2 separate regions of the Homo sapiens genome follow, and region 1 is linked to region 2. A link is an interaction called in ENCODE POLR2A ChIA-PET data of the cell type or tissue named here. Cell type or tissue: MCF 10A. All regions are shown on one strand.

Evidence for each region. Peaks named below come from ENCODE experiments on the same cell type or tissue, not always from the same donor. Only the 100,000 strongest peaks of a DNase experiment are listed, where the experiment ranks them.
Region 1: POLR2A ChIA-PET joins it to region 2 with 10 read pairs; 3 of 35 experiments call an interaction of 5 or more read pairs at or near these places.

Annotation. Positions count from the first base shown.
Region 1 is chr4:128,513,580-128,521,579 of GRCh38, forward strand. It overlaps LINC02615 (long intergenic non-protein coding RNA 2615), which reads left to right. Exons shown (of 9, transcript NR_125882.1): 8 at 2,278-2,419; 9 at 5,177-5,819. Among named protein-coding and RNA genes, the nearest start is that of LINC03140, 53 kb to the right of the region's middle. RefSeq lists a silencer at 3,239-3,318, enhancers at 4,228-4,372, 4,287-5,048, 4,591-4,640 and a cis regulatory region at 4,295-4,305. In MCF 10A, no CTCF peak of the experiment used is centred here; DNase peaks (open chromatin) are centred at 3,672 and 4,302.
Region 2 is chr4:128,597,274-128,605,273 of GRCh38, forward strand. No RefSeq gene overlaps it. Among named protein-coding and RNA genes, the nearest start is that of LINC03140, 31 kb to the left of the region's middle. In MCF 10A, no CTCF peak of the experiment used is centred here; a DNase peak (open chromatin) is centred at 4,238.

The DNA.
Region 1 (8,000 bases), 84 kb before region 2:
TGAAAAAGATGAACAGGTAGAGTCCAGGACTACCTACCACAGCTCAGGTCAACATTAATTTTATGATTTAATTAATTCCATAAATTCTCTTTTCTGTATGAATATAAGGTTCCTCCCTCCCTGTACTCACACATCTACCTCTTCTAGGAGTTGCCTTGGGATCCACAAAGAAATTGAGGTGGTCCAGTACTCATAAGCCAACAAACTTCAAAGGAGAGTCAAATGTACATTTTCAAAATAAGAGTACTGAAAAGCATTGAAATAAACACACAAAAAGAGATTCAAATGTACATCTTAAAAGGAGGAGGAGATTCTTTGAAGAAGTAGGGGAATATGACGTTGAAAGTCTCTGAAGAGGTTGTGATAGTTGTTTAAGGGAGTAGAACATTAAAACATTTTTGTCTGTTCAATCTTAATTTTTAAAAATGATAGCATAGAGTTTGGCCAATTATGGAGGGGCTGATTTCATCACTATCAATGAGCAGTAAACTTTCTTGGTCTTTTATTTGGGGAATGTATTTATTTTACTTTCACTTTTGAATGAGACTTAGCTGATGCAATGGACTGAATTGTGTTCCTCCAGAATTTGTATGTTGAAGCTGTAAGGGCAAATGTGACTGTATTTGGAGGCAGGGCCTTTAAAGAGGTAATTAAGGTTAACTAAGGTCATAAAGATGGGGCCTAACCCAATATCACTGTCCTTATAAGAAGAGACACCCGGGATGCATTTGCACAGAGAAAAGGCCCCAGGAAGACACTGCAAGAAGAGGGTGCTCTTCAAGTCAGGGAGAAACCAAACCTACTAACACTTTGATCTTTGACTTCTGGGCTCCGTAACTGTGAAAAATAAGCTTCTGTTGTTTAAGCCACCTAATTTGAGGTATTTTGTTATGGCAGCCCTAGAAAACTAAATACAGCTGGGTATAGAATTCTAGGTTGATGATTTTGCTTTTATAGTATTTTTATAATATTTTGAGATGTGTGTCTTTGAAGTTCTGCAGTTGCATTATATTGTGGCTTGCTTTGGATTTGTTACATTTAAGCTTTATTTATCCTTCCTGGAATTCATTACAGTTTTTGAACTTCAGGATTCAAGTGTTTTAATCATTGATGAAAACATTTCAACCATTATCTCTTCAAGTATTGCCTGTCTTATTTTCCTCTATTTCGCATTCTTGGAATTAAATCTGTTGGTTCTCCTTTTCCGTCTTCCATGTCCCTTAATCTTCCATATTTTCCAGATCTTTATATCTCTGTGCCTATTGAGTAATGTCTAAAATCTGTTTTCCAGTTTATAAATTATCTTGCTATATCAAATCTGCTATTTAACCTACTCATTTAAGTTTTCAATTTCCTTGACATATACCTATGTGAATGGGTGGGTTTTTACTTAGACTACCTTTTCATGTAGAATATGTAGACTACCTTTTCATGTAGAACCTAGCTTCTATGCAAGGTTCTCAATTCCAATTTCCTGTCCACTTGGGCCCAGTGCTTACCTCATGTTTCCACATGAGCGTGAAATCACAAGCCCTTGGGTGAACAGAATCAGTAATCACTGGTCGGGTGCAGTGGCTCATGCCTGTAATCCCAGCACTTTGGGAGGCTGAGGTAGGCGGATCATGAGGTCAGGAGTTTGAGACCAGCTTGGCCAACATGGTGAAATCCTGTCTCTACTAAAAATACAAAAAAAAAAAAAAAGTAAATAAATAAAATTAGCTGAGCATGGTGGCATGCGCCTGTAATCCCAGCTACTTGGGAGGCTGAGGCAAGAGAATTGCTTGAACCCAGCAGGTGGAGATTGCAATGAGCCGAGATCACCCCACTGCACTCCAGCCTGGGTGACAGAGCGAGACTCCATCTCAAAAAAATTAATAAATAATAATAATAGTCACCCTTCCACCTCCATAGCACAGCTACGTCATGAACTGACACCTTAAAACTTTGTTCTGTTTTCAATTATCTCTTGGTTTCTGATGCCTGGGTATTTCTTTTTCTTTCTTGAGAGCTTAAGCATGAATATAAAACATTTCAAATTTTATATTTTATCCAGTATTTCTAGCTTTTTAATAGTGAGATTTATCTTACTCTCCCATTTTATTAAAACAGAAAGTCTTGAGTAACATTTTAATACTGAGAAAAAAAGCCTCATTATTAGTTTTAGAAAAAGAGAGACAATCTGTGTTGTTCTGGAACCAAGACAAAGTTCTAGAAGATTCTCTCTTGATCCTTAAACAGCATAGAAAAACCAGGTAAGTTGACTATGTTCACGTTTAGGAGTATGATGGCCAATGGATCCAAAACCTATCCTATATCTACATGTTGGTGGCCACATTAATCTGACATCTGACAGCAAGAGCGATGATTGGGTTCACTGGAAATCTTTGTGAAGTACGAGTGAAGTCCTTGTGAAGTCAGAGTAAGTATCAGAACTTTGAGTTCTAGTCTTGGCTCTAGACTGATTCAAAAGGTCAGGGCCTAATCAATTTACTCATTAACTTATAATTGTAATTAATTAGATTTTATTAATACAAGAATAAAAGAATTGTCCAGCACCTACTAAGCCAAATCCTAGAGATATGGAGAAGCAGATAAAAGTTGCTGCTTTCAAAGAACACAGTTCACTAATAGGAGACTGGCTTGGAATCATCTATTCTATAAGTGAAATTTTGATGGATTATTGTTGAGGTGCAAAGGATGGAGCAGTCAGTTGAATCTTGCTGGGGGAATTGTAATCAGAAAGCTCCGAGAATAGTAAACGAGAGTTTTGGAGGCCTAAGATCTTGGAATCACATGTGTAGAAGGATATTTAAGGTGTGCAGGCTCCTCCATGAGTAGCCCCAATGCCTTGAGTGGAATGGATGCAAAGGTACGGACTTCTTGCATCCTTCCCAGGATATCAGGAGGCTTAGAGCAATATCTGCAAAATGTTGGCGATTGCTGAAACGCAGCGCTACAGCATCCATGGGGTCTTGCCCTTCTTCAACCATTCAGTAAATAGCACTCAGTAGAGATTCTGGCTGAGGATGCTTGTTTTCAAAACAACAGCCCTGAGCCAACCTTTTTAAGTAGTTCCATATGTTTTTATGGAGAGTTTATGGATTGTGGCCTTCGGAATTCTTTTGTTTATCACTGGGAATTCAAGTCCTGAAAGCTGCTAACTAACCATGAGGTCTGCTGGTTATACAAGCTGTTGGACCTCTTAAGGACGTTGACATAAGGACCACTTTCTGTGAAATAAGAATTAGTGGTTTAAAAAGAGTGCACTTAACAGTATCATGTAAGTATCAGTTTCTGTATGTCATTACTAGCCAGGCTTTTTTTAAAAAACTGGACTGTGCTGCCTTGTGTGTACATTTAAATGAGGCCCTTAAAGGGAAATCTGAGCAATGTCTTCAAACAAAGACTTATAATCAGAAGGGTCTTTTTAAAAAAAAAAAAAAAAAAGAATAACTATCTTCAGCAGACCTAAAACCAGGATGGAAAGGTGGATACTTCCCCACCTGGGCCCCAAAGCAGGGCCCTTCAAAATACTGAAGGTCCAGCATTCCCTGGGCAATTCTTCCTCCTTCTCTGTCCTCCCCACCCCCATCAATACCCAGCTTGCAGTGATATTCTTTTACCCTTTACTAATCTAATGCCAAACACATGTAGGTTCTATCCTGTTTCCAGGAAAGAGGTTTCCATGAATTGCCTCATCAGCCTTACTAATAGCTACAATATATGGAGCACTTTGTGCCCAGCACTCGATTCCTTTTATACTTGATCTCTTTTCATCCTTTCTTCACAATAGCCCCATGAGGTGGGTGCTATAATTATTTCTAATTTTACAGATAAGGAAACCAAAGCTCAGAGAGTCTGAGCAATTTGCTTAAAGTTGCTTAACAGCTGTATTAGCCTACTACTTATAATTCGACTACCTGTGTCCAAGGCTACATAAATTCAGGTCGCCTGACTCAAAGCTCTTATTCAACGTGCTAGCCTCCTTCCCACTAGATCTCATAAGATCTAGCTTGATCTCTAAGGCTCCATTCCAGCTTGGAAGAACTATGGTTCTTCTCCAGTGTCAGTTGTGTTGCTGTTCATGTTGTTTTCATGTAAAACAATGTAAGAAAGAGGCTGATAATCTCCCTCCATGAAACAGTTCTTCACACATTTAAAATCATCCATGGCTGATCATAAATGCTTCTCCAGAGAGTGAATGGTCATGGCTGGTGCAGAAGGGTAACACTCTGGAAAGGCGGATGTGAGACCTGGCAGCTCTGCCTGGGTACACATAGCTTAGGGCTGACAAGTGAGTCAGCAGAAGTGAGCAGACAATACTGCATTGGGTTTTAACGTGATGAGTCAGCCTTGCTATCTGGCCAGCTTCAGTGCAGCCCCCTGAAGTTTTAACAGAATATTAATTGCCCTTTCACTTCCCATTCCACACAGCTGGGTGGGATTGCTACCAGCCACACTGTTGAGAAGTTACACATTTTAGCCCAGCCTAGAAAGGTTTCCTGTGGTGGGTGAAATGACAACATGCACAAAGGTCAAACTCCAGATGTGGGAATCTGACCTTTTCTCCTCTTGGGGAAAACATTGCCTCATTATAATCTCAAAAGATTTTTGGTACAGGTTTAAGGCTAGAGTCTACTGAAAGATCCAAACTCCTCTAACATAGAGGATGCCAGCCTGTTTCATGTAAATTTATCCAAGGCTTTGAGACCACCTACAAAATTCCTGAGCCAAGGGACCAGGGAATGTAGGCGAATGTTTAGGCATTTCTGAAGGAGGGAGCTAGACCTAGAAGTTGCTGCTTGCTCCTAGAAGTTGGAAGGCATTTCAAGATGAGGAATGAGTTGTTTCTGGATTGATGCCTTCACTGGCTAGAAATGCCAGCGGGTGGTGGGAAGAGTACATGGCAGGATGATGAGGAGTTTCGCATTCATTCATTCATTTATTCATCTGTGTATTCATTTTACAAAAATTCATATCAGATTTGCAAAATTCACTCACAATACACTCAGAGATAATAAAAAATGTAACAACTTTTTTTATTAACTGGTGGAATATTTCTCTCAAATTTCCACCACTGGACCCCAGAGTGGGAATTCAATTTTAGCCCAATCTTGTAAACTTAGTTCCAATGTAATTATCTAGGTTGAGCTAAAAGTTTCTTTTCATCTTTCAGGTTTCCTCTTCATGCCTCTACTCCTATGCAGTTTGACCTCTCAGTGTGCAGCTGGTGATAGATGGAAACCCTTGTTCATAAGCTTTGTGGCACTGTCGGCAGGATGAGGGGACTTCTGGATCCTCACTGGTCACTGTGGCAGAGTGGTTGGTGTTGTCTGCTCCCTAGACAGGAACCCACTGAAGAATCTGACATTTTTTGATATGCTGGCATTCATTGTTACAGCCCATCATCCCAGCCATCAATCCAGGACATGGGGTCTGTGCCCACGGTGGGAAGGAGGAGGGGGAAGCTGGCTTTGTTCTGACGTTGGGCTTCTTCTGCTCCACCAGTACTTTCTGTGGGGGAAATAGGTAAAGAAATGGCTGTTCAGATGAGAAGATGTGTCAGTAAACTTTTGCTACAGTGATGCTGCAAAACAAATCACTGGTGACTTTCAGTGGCACACAGCAATAAACATTTATTTAGCTCAGGGATTGACAATCTTTTTTTTTTTTTAAAGGGCCAAATAGTAAATATTTTAGGTGTTTCAGGCCATACAGTCTCTGAACTCTGAACTTGTAGCACAACAGTAGCCTTAGATGCTATGCAAATGGAGGAGCATGACTGTGTTCCAATAAAACTTTATTTATGGACACTAAAATTGGAATTTCATGGAATTTTTATATGTTAAGAAATATTATACTTTGATTTTTTTCAACCACGAAGTTGAATGGTCTGTGAGTTTTTTTCACAAGTCATACAAAAACAGATGGTGGGTCAGACTTGGCCCATGGCCATAGTTGGCTGAACCTTGATTTAGCTCATGAATCTGCTCTGGGTTGGGCTCGGCTGCTCTGCGCTGCACTCATCTGCAGTCGGCTGTGAGTTGGCTAGGCAGCTCTGCTGGTGGTGCCAGGGCTCATTCACATGTATGGGGATTGTTTGCCATTGGCTGGTCCACAGTAGCCTTGGCTGGGATGGCTGCGGCACGTTGGCTCTGCCGTGTGAGTAGCCAAGCAGGTCAGCCTGAGCATGCTCTCTTAGCAGTGGTGGAGACACATGAATCTAAGTGGAAATGTGCAAGCACTTTCAGAAACCTCTGCCTGAATTATGTTTGCCAACATCCCATGAGACAAAATCAGTCACTAGGCTAAAGCCACAGTCAGGTGAGTTGGGGCAGAATGCCCCTCAGATTGAGAGGGCACTGCCAAGGTACATGGCAAAAGTGATGGATGTGCTGGAGCCATTAAGACACTCAACCCACCAAAGGACCTAAATTGGGGATAATTTTTGTTTGTTTGTTTGTTTGAGATAGGGTTTCACTCTGTCACCCAGGCTGGAGTGCAGTAGTATGAACACGACTCACTGCAGCCTCGACTTCCCAGGCTCAAGTGATCCTCCTGCCTCAGGCTCCCAAAGTGCTGGGATTATCAGCATTAGCCACCACACCCAGCCAGTTATTTTATATTTGACTTTTTATTTTCTTAGAGATGAGGTCTTTACTCTGTCACCTGGACAGGAGTGCAGTGGCACCATTTTAGCTCACTGCAGCCTCAAAATTCAGGACTTAAGTAATCCTCCTGCCTCAGCCTTCTTAGTAGCTGCGACTACAGGCATGTGCTACCACATCCAGCTCAGTTTTTAAATGTTTTGTAGATTTGGGGGTCTTACTATTTGCCCAGGCTGATCTCAAACTCCTGGGCTCAAGTGATCCTCCCACCTCAACCTCCCACAGCGCTAGGATTACAGATGTTAGCCACCTTGCCCAGCTAAGAATTTAAAAAATATTCTACTTGTGATCCTTTCTCATGTTGTGATGCTAGACCAGCTGGGGTATGATTGTGAAACATGTAAGTGGGGGACACAGACATGGTGAAACAAATAAGTGTGATCAGAGAGGGGACAATGTGTGTGCAAAGGCACAGAGGCAAGAAAGAGCTTCTTTTTGGTGAGACAGTGCTAGGTGGAGTGAGTATAATGGTTGGAGAGGAGAGTAGGGAAGAGCGGGCAGACTTCAGAGTGGATCTGATAAAACTCAGTAGTATTTTGGTTGCAACGGGCTGGGTCATGTCTGAAGAAGCAGCCATTTGAGAATGAGCAAAAATGAGGATCCTGGTTTTTAAACACCTTAGCAGTAGTGTGGTCCTGTGGTAGGGATGTGCAAAGCACTGGACTGCCCGCCTCCTTTTTCTGTTCGGTGAAGGGTGGGGTGAGGAAGAGCGCTCAGAGTGCACAGATGGATTCTCAATTCAGGGTGAAACAGGATTTTAGATCCAGTTTCCTTTTATAGTGGTTTTAGAGCAAAGAATCAGGGACTCTGCTGTTTTCTGGTATAAAATGAGAGCAGCCATACACTTCCTATGCCCTTGAATCAAGATCAGACAATTCCAGGGAAGAGCTAAGTTTTAACCTTTGATCTCTAGGGGTAAAGTTTTTCTTTACTTTCTCCCTCCCTCTCTTCCTCCTTCCTCTCTTCCTCTCCACCCCTTCTTTTTTGTTTACGTTTTGAGCTGAATAACAGGGGAAAATGGGGCCTGATATACTACAAACTCCAACTAGAGTCCTTGGCATCATGGAAAATTCCTTGACTTGTTTTGCAAAGGTTGGCTGCACCATGAGATTCCATTGTTTCAAAGTGGAGTCATGTATATGACATAGGTTTTGCATTAGGACTCTGGGGGATTTTCCTTATGAAACAAAATGTGCAATCTGCTTAGTTTCCCAGTGGCAAAGCAGAAAACTAGATCTATTTGTTATAGAACTTTACGCTTCAGTTTTCCCCTCATAATTACAGATGTGACTTTGAAGCTCACTGCAGCAAATTCAATGAGACCTTACAATT
Region 2 (8,000 bases):
ACAAAGGGTAATTTATTCTAAAGAAAGTCAACACCTTTGCTTTGCACTAGCTCTTGCAGTTAAAAAATAGGGCTGGTAATTGGACTTGCTTTATGAAAATCTCATTAGCATTAGCATATAACTAAAATGCACAGCTCCATAGTTAATTGCAATCCTGCACTGCGGTTAACAACTACAGTGATGACATTTGCATATTGCACATAAAATTAAAAATGCATGTCAGATAGGTGCTCTTTCAGGAAAAAAAAATCCTTGAATAACATTGCATTCACTACAATAATTGGAAAGATTTTGAATTTGAATGGAAATTATATGTATAGTATGAGCTTTAGAAAGACAGAGGAGCCTGATCAAAGAGGAGGGGAAACTAAATCTGAAACACTGCATAGTCAAAACTCTAGCAGCTGGGATCTTCTTCAAGGGCAGGGACATGTAATACTGAACTGTGCGTGCTTTGTGTAAATGTAACCCTTTCATCCAAAAGTCTCATTTCACTGCACAGGCGTCAGTCTCATGTTGGTGCTCTTCCTCTAGACTGTAAGCTCCTTGAGATCATGGACTTGATCTTTTTAAACCTTTGTATCCCACAATGCTCACTATGTAACAGACGTTCAATTATTTGTAGACGTGAACCAACTCAAGCCCCCTGTAACTGAATCCGATAGACACAAGAGGCTGTGTGGTGAAGGGTTAAGAGTGGGATGTTTTCATGTCTCCCTGAACCCTGGCTCTACCACTTACCTTGATTCAGTTACTTTAACTTCCCTAAGCCTCGGTTTCCTTCTCTGGAAATGGTTTCTGCCTTATAAGCTTTTTGAAAAGATTCGGAAAGATAACACATGTGAAGCACTTAGCCCAGCACAGTGCCTGGCATATCGCAAGGGCTGTTAGTCCAGCTGTTACTGTTGCTTTGGGGTTAAGGATCGTGGGAAAGGGCATGTTGAAGTTGGGGTATAAATCAGTTCATATGTCAGTCCTAATGTCAGTCACTTACAAGACGAAACAATGTTACCATGAATAATATGACTTGTCACAAGGGCTGATCACTTTTGTTCTATTTCACCAAGAAAGAAAATGAGACACTGAAAAGAGAATGGAGGGGTGAGAGACAATAATACCCATCTTTAGACCGATAATACAAAGCCCCATTTCCAGGCTTTGGGGATGAGACTCCTCTAGGAAGATAATAATAAATTGTCTGTCTCTTGGAAGATAACAGGCTGGAAACCATGGTCAGGAAAGAAAGGCAGAGGTAACAAGGTGGGATTTTCTGCAGGAGACTGGGATATTTTATCCGTTCATTTGTTCACTCATCATTCAGCTTAATATTATTGTATCCATATCTATGCAATGCACTATGCCAGGAACCCTGAGAGACACAGATGACCATGAAAGTGAACCTGACCAGTACGTGATTAGAAATTCTGGACTCGAAATAAGGTAAAGGATCAGACCTAGAGATAAAGACTTGGGTGTCATCAGCATGGAGAAGGGCTGGAACTCTGGATGCAGGTGCGCTCCCTGCGGCTGTTCACTGGGGGACGCTCCCACTTATGAGATGGGAAAGGGAATTGGTGCTAATGAAGGAAGCACAGGAGAACTGCAGGAAGAACAAGGGCAGACAGGCCTGGGAAAGTGAAAGAGGGGAGAGTTTTAGCTTGTAGTGTGGTAGTTGCCAGTCAGCTCCCTGTATAATAACATCAATGAGGATCATTGGATTTAGTGATGAGGAAATCACTGGTGGTTCTTCTTCAAGAGGGAGATTATGATAAAGTGGTACAGAGAGGAACTTGACATCAAGGCGTGGGTGAAAAATGAGAGGGTAGGGAGGAAATGCAGGAAAATGTATGCTATGCTTTAGCAGTAAAAGAAAAAGTCTCAGCCAGTAGCCTGAAGGCATAACAGAGCTGGAAACGATGTGTATAGGATTGGAGAGACCTAGACTAGAAGGAGCCAGTGAGAAAATAGAGACGATGTAGGAGACAGCTGGAGACGACCGTACCCTCCGAACCAGCTGCACCTGAGGAGGAGTCTTGTAAGCTGTTCTGTGGGACCGAGGATAGGACCTTTGCCTTTGGGGGAGGTGCCCCCTTCCCCTGGCCCTGCAGCTCTGGTTCCTACCTGTATCCCAAAACGTACTGAATCAAAATGTTCAGTTTACTCATCTGTCTCCTCCTGTGAGGAGATGCACTCCTCACCTCCTTTGATGGTGCACTCCTAAGGGCGGGAATCATGCCTTCTTGATCTCGACACTCCAGTATTTAGTTCAGGGTCTGGCACAGTCAATAGGGATAGTGAAACCTAACTACATAGGCCCACATAACCATGTGTTACATTGGCTGGAGTTCCCAGTAATTATACAGCCCCTTACCAATCCTCCCACCTCTCTCCCCACCTCGCAGATACCTGATATTGAGGTGACAGCTGCAAGAAGTCTGGGTGTAGTTCATTTACCTCCCCACCCCCATAATTGGGGAGAACAGGCCAGAATGTGTGGGAGCCTCACCTCGTGAATTGTATGAGGCACTAACTGAAAATAAAGCCAAGAGGCTGCAATCCTTTTCCTTCACAGCTTTCCTTACAGAGTCTCTCCCTGTCTTTCTACTTCTCTCTCTACTCTTCTCATTCCAGCTCATCTGTTTTGTTTTGTTTTCCGACTCTCCACTTCCTGTGTCCTATTTCCACTTTTGGAAGCCTGTTTTTAGACACAAGCCTTTCATTTGCCTTTACTCAAAGGTTTTCTGAAGACTCACTATCTCTAAGAAAATAACCTTGAACCATAATCTCACAATTGAGGTTGAGCCAACGTTTGTCACCACTCCCCATCTTACATGGGTCCAGTTCATACAGGACCTCAATACATAAGAGCTTCTGTAAAACAGTCAATCCTGGGGCCCTCAGTGTGGAGTGATAGGCTTTCGAGGAAAGTGTCAGAAATCACCAGAAGTCAAAGCTGTGTACCCAATTGTCCTGATTTTCCTCAATAAGTCAATAGCTTGCAAAGCTTTCCAATGAGAAACAAAGAAACTTTCTTCCCCCCACCCCTCCCCACCCCTGCTCATGCTTAAAAAATAGTTATTTTTCTTTTTCTGGAAAATCTTACTAGTAATCTCTTTAGGTTGCATCCCCTACTATTCCATCTGAACACACTGGCTTTCCACATGTTGCAGGATTGGGACAGCCTGGCAGTGACCCAGGAACACAAAGGGGCAAGTAAAGTGGGGTGCAATTTCATTACTGACCACTCTTCTCTAGGGGCCACTGCACACTTACCCTCCTCTGTGCTGCAGTTTGCAGAGCCTGAGGTCCAAGCAAAAGAAGCATTGTCTCACAGCTGTAAAGCATGAATTGTGTTTGTGGATTGCATTGCCCTGCTTCTTGCTCGTGCTTGTTCTTGTTTTCCTGGCACAAGTGCCTTTGCTCCTAGAATGGCCGCTTATCTCGGCTGACTGCTATTTGCTAACAATGGGCTCACTGGGTTGTTTTGAAAAGTCACATGAAGTTTATAATTCTGTCTGATGCTACCTTGGACTTATGTGTGCTAAATAAGCCTCAAACACCAAAACTGCCTTAAAACCTAAACTAAGCTCAACGAATGACTTCTTCTCAGGTATGCAGGCACCGGAAGGAACCCATACACCCTGCCCAGCTAATTCTACACCTCTTGTCTGTGTTGCTCTTCCACAGTACTGCTAGTTAGACCTTGCACTCTTCTCCATCTTGAGGCATTTGGTTCCCTCTACTTGCCCAGTGGCGCTCAGAATTTCTTGTGGAGCAGCTCAGGTGGTGAGGGAGGGAGGCACGGACACTGCCCCCCATGTCTCTGCAGGACGGTGGGGAACTGAGGGGTCCCTGACCAGCTGCCTCTCACGGCTTGATGTGTCACCTGATGGCTTCTCCCCTGGCTCGCACTGTGGGCCCACACTGTTTGCCAATCTGCCTTTCTTCCTGCCGGTGCTTTTGCTGGGGGAGAACCACAACCATCTCCAGTGCTGTTTTACAGCCTCCCACCACTCCACAGAGCCTCTGAAGAGCATACCTGAAGCCTTGATTCTGTCCACCTGATTCCCCTGAAGCTCACCAAAAAGGGAGCTGCTTGTTTATCCTGCTGTCAGCCATTTCCCATCAACGTCTGGCCCAGCGAGCTGTGTTGGGGCCAGCACTGCTTTAGTACCAATAGTCTGGCCCTCTTCCAGGTACTCATTGCTAGCGAATTCATCTTGCTCTTGAATGCGAAGTATGAGTCAGAGGTAATGCTGATGAAACCTCCGGCAGGTCAGGACAACAAGGGCAGACCCAAGCCACGGGGGGTGAGGTGGGGGGAGAGTGGGCCAGAACTCTGCTCTGCAGAGCTGTGGTTTGTCCTGAAGTCTGGTGCTGTGTTAGTGCAAACAACATCAAATGCAATTCAATTACAACTGTGTACTCATCACTGGGCCGGGCTGTCAGAGGCACAGAAGTATACGTTAGTTTCTGTAGGAGTTATGGCCAGCAGCCCAGCTTCTTAACTGGATTTAGTTTGAAAATAAATGCCTCACTGGACAGTGACACTTCTCAACTCTTTCAGGGAAGAAAATTTTTGCTTCTGGTAGGCTGATGTGTGACTTTAATAATCTTATCATTAGTCCTGAGTCGGGGGCTTGTCATTCAAAGTTGTCTTTCATCTTTTGTGTATGTTGTTTTCAGACAGTGGCAGCTGAAGAATGACTGTATCAGGGACATTCAATGATGCCCATATTTTGAGAGGTTAAATTTCCTAGAAACCAGCTTCTAGTCTTTGTGTGTCCTGGCTTGTGCTCTTTAAAGAGACTGAAAAAAGCATGTTCTACAAAATCCTGTCTTGCTCCATGGTAATGAGGTCAGACAGACCTCCCCAGGAGCCTGACTGGAGCTACTATACAACTGTGGGGTGGCCTTGGAAACTTGGAGACATTTGGGGCGTGCTGAGTCACTGCTGCAGCTCAGGCCCAGGGCTCCTGTCACCACTTTGGGGAGCTGGTGGTACAATAGAGATATCACTGTGGTGGGGCCTGGAATGAGGGCCTGTCATGGGACAGGGCACTGTAAAGAGAACAGTAAGTAGTTTTTAGTTATTTCTTATTAGAAGGAATTTCCTAATGGAAAATGCTCCTCCATTAATAGGATTTTCTCTGTACAGAAATTTATTGCTTATGACTATTGGGGTCAATTCCCATTGGCATCTGAGAGCTGGAAAATGACAGCTGTCATCACAAGTTTTCTGAGAAAAAAGTATGTTTTTTTCCTATGTTGGTCAGAAGCCAACCAATTCATTGCCAACCAATAAAGGTACAGCCAAAGGGAAAAAGAATTATTAAGAGTTTTAATTGCCCCTGAAATTCCAGATAGAAAATTTTACATTCAGTTACACCTGATGTAGCAGAAAACTCCAAGGGACTATCTAAGTTCTTTGGCCAAACCAGATTTGGTTTATTTAACATTGTCTAGAATGGATCATTGGCTGGGACTTGTACATATGTTTGTTATATGGGGATTTTCTCAGTTAAACTCAGATGGAAACTAAGACGAAACATATATATATGTGTATTTATGTCTATTTATATTTATATGAGTCTGGTGTATTAATCATAGGGTACTAAATTATTTTCAAAGACACAAACTATGTGAGGGTGTATTTTAACTAGCATGTGAAATGCAAAAATATTTTCTGGGTATGCTGGCACTTTATACCAAAAGGATGCAAAATTTAGCGTAAGAAAATAGTAAATTAGTAAACTAAGTGAGGTGAAAAATGTTGATCAGCTACAGAAAAAGGTCAGCAGTTCAAACTGTGGAATCTGGGTTATTTCTTTTTCACTGCCCAAGATTGTTATATACTCAGAGTTTTCCCCACATTATAAAGCATTGATAACTTTTCAATTTGTTACTACCCACTGGAGTATAATGTAAATTCTTGTGTGTGTTTTAATAATTCCTTGGAAACCATCCCTTGAATTGCTATTCATAGGATAAGAAGGAATTACTTGCTATGCTCCACATGTTTTTCATTAGGACTAAGATCAAGAAAATACATACATATCTATATATGTATGTGTGTGTGTGTGTGTGTATGTATGTGCACACACACACCAAGGGCTGGAAGATTTCTGGATCAGTTCAGATTTTGATAAGAGGAGACAGAAGAAGAATAGAGAAATGTAGGATGAAGGCCGGGCATGATGGCTCACGCCTGTAATCCCAGCACTTTGGGAGGCCAAGGTGGGCAGATCACTTGAGGCAGGAGTTTGAGACCAGCCTGACCAACATGGTAAAACCCCATCAATACTAAGAATACAAAAATTAGCCAGGTGTGGTGGCATGGGCATGGTGGCATAGTCCCAGCTACTTGGGAAGCTGAGGCAGGATAGTTGTTTGAACCCAGGAGGCGGAGGCTGCAGTGAGCCAAAATCACACCGCTGCACTCCATTCTGGGTGACAGAGTCTAAAAAAAAAAAAAATATGTAGGATGATAGTGGCAGTGGTGGTGGAAGCCACACCTGATATCGCAACAGCAGACTGCTTCATGGGATGGCATGCAGAGGTAGTCTTTGATTTTAGTTTATATCTGGAAGAAGAATTTTACACACTTTCAAATAGAAGGCAGCATTCACCAATCCAGTGCTGGGGTTAGCAAAAAGAGATCTGATCCTTTGTCTTTTCCGTCTAAGACTATAAGTTGATTCATTCGTTCTTTCAACAAATATTTATTGAGTACCCATTATGCCATAATAGTCTTAGAAATAGCCTGAGCATGGTGGCTCACATTTGTAATCCCAACACTTTAGGAGACCAGGCAGGAGGATGGCTTCAGCCCAGGAGTTTGAGGCCAGACCAGGCAACATGGCAGTGCACACCTGTAGTCCCAACTACTCAGGAAGCAGAGGCAGGAAGACTGCTTGAGCCCAGGACTTCAAGGCAGAGGTGAGCTATGATTGTACCACTGCATTCCAGCCTGGGCAACAGAACAAGACCCTGTCTGAAAAAAAAAAGCTGGAAATACTATTTTATAAGTTGTAATATGTAACAGATTAGTCTTAATTGTTGAATTAACAAGGGAATCTAAAGTCAAGTGTAGCTTAGAGCTCTCCCTGAGGCATACCATTTAAGCTGACTGTACAGAAATTAAAGTGGACATGCATTTTGCTATCTGGGCAGGTTGCTACTAATCAAATTACCACTATGTGTCTTGGAGGATGAATAGGTAAAGAAGGTGATCAGCAAAGTACAAGTCTTCAAAACTAGAGTGCTTTTCTTCTGGGAAATAGGGAAAAAAAAGACTTGTTTGTAGAGGGCTAGGCGCAGAAAGGAACTTGAGGAAGAGACCAGAGGGTCACAGGTTTACATAATTAAGAAGGAGGTGCACATAGGATTCAGAAGTTCAGAATCAGGACAATCTAAGTAAACCTGGTCCTAGAGTAGGTTTCCTATGATTCCTTTAAAATGCCTTACAAAATCTGAAGCTCTAGAACTAAAGCTCAAAGATATAGGAAACTTAACTACAGAGGAGGAAAATGTAACAGCAGAGTCCTCATAGGGAAGTTTACCTAGAAAGAAGTTTGCTTTTTGGTTTTGTCTAGATTATATTTCTATTAAAATATGAACATAGTATTTCTATAAAATACTTTGCAAAACTAAGGCAGTTCCTAAAATGGGGAAGTTTTCAGGATTACGTTCTCATGATTCACTGATGTTGTGCTTATCATAACTAGGTAAGGTGGGGGAGGAAGTTCTAAGAATGACGGCATTTACATGCAAAAACCAAACTGACATAAACCAGCATCATAAAAGAAACATGCCATAAGAGAATGCCCCAGGGCTAAAGTATGACTTGAATCAGTGAAAGGCAGGTGCTTCTAACTGGGAAATGATCTGATAGGCTGTTCTGTTGCAGAATAGACATGGATTAGATTTTTGCACTACTCCACACACCTATAGGTAGTAGAGTGAAAACCAAAAACCTTGGAGGTTTTAATGGCAATAAT